Regions from separate parts of the Homo sapiens genome. Here region 1 is linked to region 2. The links are chromatin contacts, found by Hi-C or POLR2A ChIA-PET in ENCODE. All regions are on one chromosome and are shown on one strand. Each heading gives the region's core, a stretch centred on a gene start or an enhancer-like site at or near the end of the contact. The rest is flanking DNA. Distances are from core to core; before and after follow the strand shown. Region 1 holds the start of FIRRE (firre intergenic repeating RNA element). Region 2 overlaps FIRRE (firre intergenic repeating RNA element).

Region 1 (4,065 bases), core at 740-3,239, 130 kb after region 2:
CTAGGCACCAGGCCATGTGACTTGTTTCACTGCCAGGTTCCCTGGGAGTCCTCCATTTTCTGACCTGGGCACTAGGTCTTGTGTATTGAGTTGGGGGCAGCCATGTCAGAACCCTAATAGGAGGGTCCAGATAGATCTCAAGGCTGAATTCCATACAATATCCCTCTTGGGGTGACACACACACTCCAAACTTACAAAATTCCAGTAGAAAGGAACATGATTTTGTCTTATGGTTCCATCATTCAACATTAAAACACAAGCAAGTTCCCATGCACATCATTATTTGACTTTTAATGGCTTCCTATGGCTTTATTATATATGTGTGTGCCACTGCTTAAGCTTAGGAATCAGTCTTATGGTGTTTCCTCATAAGTAATTAAGACATGGTGCTTGTAAAGAATTTAGAAAATAACCATGTGCTGATCAAGAACAAAAGCACTGTCATAAAATCTTGTATTAAACACTAATAGCCTTTTGCATATTTACTCCCATTATTTCAACATGCACAGAGGTCTATATTTACGGTAATACACTACAATAAGCATATTTAAATTAAATTTATATATGCATCATGTTTTAGATGCAAACTTTTCACTGCTCATTCCTGGGTAACTGAAATTGTCATGAAATATTTGCAAGACCTGGATTTTAGATAATAAAATATTTGCAATGAGCTTCTTGATTGACTAATTCATTAAAGAATGTTAGGTTCTCAATTTTTAAAAAATTTATACACAGGACATAATACCTATAATGCCACCACTCAAGTATCTTAATTTTGATACCTGCCTTACCTAATCATTAGTATGCTGACTATATATATATATATATATACATGCTAACATTGGAACAGGCACTATGTGCTTATGCCTCAGAACATTAGGGTTTCTTTTGTTTATATTTTTCAAAACTTATACCAAAATTTTATCTTAAAATTTTATGTAAAATCTATAAAGTTGAAACGCATACTCACTCTAACACTGACCATGATTATGCATGATATGCATAATGCATATATATGTATAAGCATTAGATAGATAGGTCCAAGTTACCTGGTTACAGGCCTAGAGGGAAAAGAAAATGATTGCACCTATTATATATATATTTACTTCTCTTTATTTATTTATTTTTATTCAGCCTCTGGGAGCATGGACTATCCTTTTCTTTAAAGACAATTGAATGCAAACTGGATACAGTTTTGCACAAATTCTTCAACACCACCTTATACCATTTGCATACATGAATGACAATGTATATTTGAGTGCTTGGATTTTTTTTGTATCTTACTCTAGAAGACCTTTCTATTTCAAGAAATTACAAAAGTTACACCCACTGTTGGCACCGTTTAGATTTTAAGAAATTATAAGTAGAAAGTAAACGGTACTTCAATCACAACAAGAAATAGCCACTTAAAAATATCCTTGCCATACATTCTTATATCTTCACTTTGCACAAATAATATACACTTAAAAAATGTTCAAATTCTCTTGTACTTTGAATGCTAAAACAAGTTTTCCTCATTTGTAACTTGAATGCTCTTCAAATCTCATTAAGTATTCTTTAGAATAATGACAGGTTTTAAAATCTTGCCACATGTTTTTGCATTTCTAGAAATAATCATGCTTCTTTACAATGTACCTGCTATAACAGCCATGTATGGAGAAGTGAAGCGAGGTCACAGGTAATGCCACCTCCAGCAGACAAGAACTTTTAAAATGTGGGTTCATCTTCAATCCTCTTCACTCGGTTTTGGTTCTCATCTGTTTGTGCGTGGTCAGCTCTCCTAGCAAAAGTGCTAACCCTTCTTGGTTTGGCGGGCTGATCCCATTTCTCTTCAAGGTCCTCCTAGCTGCAAGCAATTTGGTTGCACCTGGGACCTCCAGCAAGCACATGGCATCCTTTTATAAGCAACCTGGTATTGTCTGGTTCTCTGCAGTGACTCTGCTACCACAAAGGTCCTAGGCCCCAGAGCCTGAAGGCACCACGTGTCAGCCTTTCCCAGACTCTCAGGGGCGGGGAGAGAGACGAATACCCACAGGCCCAGTACTTCGTTGGTTGGTGGCTTCCTCCAGTCCCGCCCATACTGGGAGAATACCAAGACCCCACCCTACAACTTCCTGGGCCTGGACTTCCTGCCAGAGGCCGACTTAGTCTTCCCTCCCCACGGGCCAGTTCCTACACCTGGACCTCACTCTGTCCAGAGCTTCAGGTAGGCCTCAGGAGGTGGAACTAAGATCCAGCTCATGGTCCGAGCCTGCTCAGCCTCTAACAGAATGGAACTTTCCAATATAAGCCCTCTAAGGGATGGGGCTTTTTCCAGAAATTTCCTCACGATGGCAGTGTTGCTCCTGGAATTCTATCCAATACTGCCCCCAAGCCCTCTTCTCCCGCCCGTCTGGTATGAAAAAAAAATGTGACCAACAGATTAAGGCACCAGGAAATATGGCTGACTTGAGAAACTCGCTCATACTATTGTGATTTTGCTTTTGGTTTTTCATCTGAAATCAAACTGGCGCCTAAACCTACACTCTCATCAGGGGTCTTTTCAGTTCAAGAACTCAATTTCCACTTACCTAGTCTTCACAGTTCTGCTTTTTCTTCACCTAACTTTTTCTCATGGTACTAAATTGTCTTGGTGTATCAGGGGTCAAACCTCAGGGATCCAGGCCTAGAGGGAAAAGCAAATGGTTGCATCTAAGGGCTTGGAGAAGAGCAAATCCATGTTGTTCTTGCCTGACTCACTTCCCAGGTTTCCCGGGAGTCCTACTCAATTTCTGGCCTAGGCACTAGGCCTGTGTGTTGAGGGAGAAGCAGTTGTCTGGAACCCTAAGCTAAGTGTCTAGATGGTTCTCAAGACTGCGTGCTATACAGTGCCCATTTGGAAGGGTACACAAACTCAAATATGTATAAATTCCAGTCAGAGGAGACTGATACAGTCTCATAGTCAAAATAATTTAAAATCGGAACACAGGCATGTTCCTATGTTCTTATATGACTGTCAATGGTTTCCTGTGACTTTAGTGTGTATATGCTTATCACTTAGGGGTCAATCTTATGGTATTTTATCTTACGTAATTAAGACATGGTGCTTGCAAAGGATTTGCAAAGGATTCAGAAAAGAACCATGTGCTGACCAAGAGTAAAGCACTGTCATAAACAGTACCTATTAGTAATACTGATAAACATCTGGATTATGTTTTGTGAACTAAAAAGTGTCTGAGACAGGTCTCAATAGTTTCAGAAATTTATTTTGCAAGTTTAAGTACACGCATGCCTGGGAGATAGGTCCATGCCTTTCTTCAAAGATGATTTTGAGGGCTTCAATATTTAAAGGGGAAAGGGCAGATACTGGGGAAAGGGGAAGAAATTTTGAAAAGATGTGGGTAGATAAGAGGCAAAGGGTAGCATTCTTTTGAGTCTTTGATCAGCCCTTCATAGGCGAGATGAGGGTAGAGGAATAGTCACGTACACATTCATCTAGCTCAGTGAATCTGCATTTTTTACATAGGATAAAATAAACACAGGGCAGAGGAAGCAATCAGACATGCATTTGTCTCAAGTGAGCGGAGGGAAGACTTTGAGTTCTGTCTTTTGTTCCATACCTGTGAGGATAAGCCAAAATTTACATTGTCAGGGTGAAATTCAACAGAACTGTTTCAGGGTAAAAATCTTGGGGCTCACAAGGAATTTCCTAGTGGGCAAATTGTGAGGGAGATATGTAGCTTTTTGTTTTTGCTTTGTTCAATCATTGTAGCCATCTTATTTAGGAATAAAATGGGAGGCAGGTTTGCCTGACGCAGTTCCCAGCTTGACGTTTCCCTTTGGCTTAGTGATTTTGGGGCCCTGAGATTTATTTTCCTTTCACAGTTTCAACATACACATGCAAACTCATATACTCATGCACTCATTTCAATATATACACATAAACATTTATATTTCGTGTCATACACAATAGTAAGTTTACATTAAAATGAGGTTTATTTGTATGTTATGGTTTGGAGTATACTTTCACTTCTGTTTCCTGGGCAGTTTGTCATTATCATGAAAAATTTGCAAGACCTGAAT
Region 2 (4,209 bases), core at 470-2,969:
GAAAATAAATAATAAATTAAAAAGCTTAAAATATGGAAAGTAAAAAGCTGTTTAATAGTATTGAAAAGTGCTTCTGTTGCAATCTTAAATGAGGTCCACAGCAAGCATACATTACTTTTTTTGTTTTTTTAAGTGTCTGTTATGGAAGGAGAGTATAGAAATGTGTTACTCTCTGTAAGGCAATTTCTGTAATATACAAATTATGCCTAACTACCTCTATTGGCTATGCTTAGAAAAGGATTGTGGCAGACCAATTCTCCCTGACAATCACACAGACAGGCCTGCATGACAGTCACACAGGCAGGCCTGCATAGCACCTCAGTTACACAGACAAATTTCTACAGAGTGGCCTTAACATTGAGCAAATAGTTTAACCGAGGGAAATCGATGCCCAGACATCAAAGCTAGAAATAAAACATATGGTCAAGGCCGGGGGCGGTGGCTCACGCCTATAATCCCAGCGCTTTGGGAGGCCAAGGAGGGCAGATCACCTGAGGCCAGGAGTTCGAAACCAGCCTGACCAATATGGAGAAACTCTAACTCTACTAGAAATACAAAATTAGCCGGGCGTGGTGGCGCATGCCTGTAATCCCAGCTACTCGGGAGGCTGAGGCAGGAGAATCGCTTGAGTCCGGGAGGCGGATGTTGCAGTGAGCGGAGATCGCGCCATTGCACTCCAGCCTGGGCAACAACAGCGAAACTCCGTCTCAAAAAACAAAAGAAAAGAAAGAAACATATGGTCAGTAGGAACCTTGCATGGGCTTCTCTGGAACAAGCCAAAAGAATGGAGACAGTCTTACATTCCTAGTGCCAGGACCCATCTTGGGTCAATGAAATCTGAGACGAGTCAAGGTAACAGAGGCAGCTGCATTGGAGAGTCCAAGGCAGCTCTCCGGACCAAGCTGTAAAGGAGATAAGATAGAAATAATCATTCCGGTACCACAGTAGACAGGCTTTGAAGGTACTGGGGCCCTTTTAATTGGACTTAGCAAGCATTTTTTTTGCCTCTGACATTCTAGTTGAAGCAAATTTAGTTACCAATAGACATAGGCGAATGCTATATTGCAGTAGGCACATAACCCCAACCTATATAAGCACTAAGAAAATTGTAACACTTTGAGTTGGTCTGGTGGAATTATCTCCAGCGTTCTTCCTGTATCCAGTTACAGCAATAAATTCCTGTGTTTCCTAGTTTGCCTGCTTTTCCGTACTAGGCCTCTAGAAAATGCAGCGGGCCGGGCTTCGTTCCTGGAACAGGAGTAACTCCCAAACAAGTATTAGTGTAGGACTGAAAATAAATGCAGACTATCTTGAGAGTCTCAAAGGAAAATAGGGTGGCTAGAGAGGCCTTTCTCTAAGTCTTGAACTTCTAGCATTTTATTCTCTCTCTTAAGCTTGGAGACTTCACACTTATCCTTTCAGGTAGAAAATCTGATACTATGGGAAAGTACTGGATATAGAATGTTGAGCAGAACTGCACAGATTGCATATAATGAAAGCAGAACTCCATAGACAAAGTCAGGTGTCAATTAAATTTCTGAAATAACAATATTCCTGATGAGGGTGAGTGGTTTTAGGTCTCAGTTTGATTCACATGGAAAACAAAAGCGGAAGTTGAGTAGTAAGGCAAGGTTGCCCCCAAACTGGACAAAACATAAGGCAGCCATGTTTGCCGGAGTTTTTTCAGACACGAGGGGCGGGAGAAGAGGGATCTAGACACGGCTTCTTGGCGTTTCTGGAGCACTACTGCCATCGTGAGGATGAAGTTTCATGAAACCCTACGCCATTACACTGTTCTCGAATTCTGGAGAACAGTATTTTTCTCTCTGTTGGGGAAATTCTGATCTGTGGGAAGGAGGAAGAGGCGTGGGGCTCCAAGCTAGGTCTTCTTGCCTTCTCCTCTAAGACCTTAAGATAGACCTGGACATTGGCGGTATCTTGGTGTAGAACCTGGAGAGTGAGGACTTAGAATGAACCAGCCCCTGCCGGGCGGTCCTGGCACAGAAAGTCGTGGGGCGGGGCCTCGGTTCCTCCTCTGGGCAGGACTGCAGGAACCCGCTCAAAGACAAATGCAGGCTCTTGTGGGCATCTGTCTCCTGTTCCTGCCCCTTGGAGCAAAAGTCAGTAGGTTTTCACATGGTATTATCTTACTACGGGTCTTTGGCTCTCTTGTGGCATCAGTATCCGCGCACAATAAACAACGTTCTTCCAGGGGAGGTTTACAGGATTTGCTCTTAGAACCTTCACTCTCCAGGTTCTATACCAAGGTACCGCCAATGTCCAGGTCTCTTTTAAAGCCTCAAACGAGACTAAGCAAGGACTCCCAGCATGGAGGCGAACCCTCTTCCACCTTTTACCAGACCACACCTGCCCCAACAGGTAGTCCTCACTAGAACTCTTTAATGGCGTAGGGTTTCGTTAAACGATATCCTCACGATGGCAGTAGAGCTCCAGATATGCCAATAAACCTCACCTTGGAGGACTCTACTCCCGCTCTTCTTGTGTGAAAAAACGCCACCCATAGACAAAGGCGCCACCAAACATGGGTGCCTTGTATTTTGCCTTCTTTGGGTCCACCTGGTCTTACTGCTGCACTTTTGCTTTTGTTTTGTTTTTGCTTTTGTTTTTGTTTTTCTTTTGAGACGGAGTCTCGCTCTGTCGCCCAGGGTGGAGTGCAGTGGCACGATCTCAGCTCACTGCAACCTCTGCCTCCCGGGTTCAAGCAATCCTCCTGCCTCAGCCTCCCAAGTAACTGTGATTACAGGCACCGCACCCAAGTCGAGCTAATTTTTGTATTTGTAGTAGAGACGAGGTTTCACCATGTTAGCCAGGTTGATCACGAACTCCTGACCTCAGGTGATCCGCCTGCCTCGGCCTCCCAAAGTGCTGTGATTACAGACGTGAGCCACCCCACCTGGCCTTGCTTTTGTCTTCCGTTTGAAATCAAACCAAACTCTAAACCATGCACCCTCGTCAAGAATCTTATTATTTCAGAAATTAAATGTCTTCTTGATCTAGTCTATATGGGTATGATTTACGTTACAGAATTATATGTCCAGTACTTTCCAAGGCATCAAACTGTCTCCTTCAGGGGATAAATTCAATGGATGAGGGCACAAAAAGGAGAAAGTTGCTAGAAGCTTAGAGATTTTCGCTGGCAAACAATTTACAAATCCTGGTGGTCTCTGTTCTGGCTCCCCTCCCAGACAACCAGGGAGTTCTTCATGTTGTAGCTCATGTGTTGCATTGTAGGCAACAATGTGGCATGCATGAATCATAGAGAAGGGACCAGATAGCTGTCATTACTGCATGTCAAATATGTTCCGCATGGCAAGATACTCATAGTACATATGTTCAATTCCTGTCCAGGTTACTCAGTGTTTCATCTCGGGGTCTCATCATCTAACATCAAAACACAGCATGTTCCCATGCCATTACATATTCTTCAGGTATTTCCTGAGACTTTATGGTGTGTGTGTGTGTATGTGTGTGTGTGTGTCTGTCTGCATTTTATAATTTGTCTTTTAGGTATAATGTTTACAGTATTCTCCCACTAATTAATTAAAAAATAATGGCTGCCAAAGATTCGGAAAAATCCACATACTACTAAAGAAGAAAAACACTACCATACAACGTGTCAAGGCAACTAACCTTTTGGATCATTTCTGTGTATATCTTTCAATATATATATACATTCTTGATTTCATGTAAAAAATAAATCTGTATTAAAACTGGATTATAGGCTGGGCACGGTGGCTCACACCTGTAATCCCAGCACTTTGGGAGGCCAAGGTGGGCGGATCACCTGAGGTCAGGAGTTCGTGATCAACCCGGCCAACACAGTGAAACTTCATCTCTACTAAAAATACAAAACTTAGCGGGCACCTGTAATCCCAGCTACTCAGGAGGCTGGGGCAGGACAATCACTTGAACCTGGGAGGCAGAGGGTGCAGTGAGCCAAGATCATGCCACTGCACTCCAGCCTGGGCGACAGAGGGAAACTTTGTCTCAAAAACAAAACAAAACAAAACAAAAAAACTGGATTACATTGTACATTGTGGATTGAATCAGACCAAGTATGTATGTTAACAAAGGTTTGAGGAGCATGAATTAATTTGAATGTCATCAATATTATATGTCAACATTTTAAGCCTTCATTATAAACAAAGGTAAATCTTAAACTATGCCCTCGAAAACATTGCTTTAGAA

Evidence for each region. A loop is a pair of places that touch in the nucleus more often than their neighbours do. ChIA-PET counts read pairs that join two places held with the same protein, here RNA polymerase II (POLR2A). Pooled maps may share reads with other maps.
Region 1: a map of PC-9 shows a loop between it and region 2 (22-fold over the local background). The contact joins the promoter of FIRRE here to the enhancer-like site in region 2. A Hi-C loop is called at or near these places in 8 of 168 maps with a recorded cell type or tissue (GM12878, MCF 10A, PC-9 and 4 more), 19 of 37 single-sample maps with no recorded cell type and 16 of 50 pooled maps. POLR2A ChIA-PET finds 5 or more read pairs at or near these places in 1 of 52 experiments (GM12878).

Annotation. Positions count from the first base shown.
Region 1 is chrX:131,828,654-131,832,718 of GRCh38, forward strand. FIRRE (firre intergenic repeating RNA element) reads right to left here and starts at 1,990. Exons shown (of 10, transcript NR_152876.1): 1 at 1,639-1,990.
Region 2 is chrX:131,702,617-131,706,825 of GRCh38, forward strand. The region is part of intron 9 of FIRRE (firre intergenic repeating RNA element); the gene reads right to left. Among named protein-coding and RNA genes, the nearest start is that of FIRRE, 130 kb to the right of the region's middle. RefSeq lists an enhancer at 1,593-1,832. Within about 2 kb of position 1,720, at least 13 of the 41 ENCODE cell types and tissues checked have a DNase peak (open chromatin) inside an H3K27ac peak, as active enhancers do; they include GM12878, ascending aorta and ovary, where a contact is called at or near this core.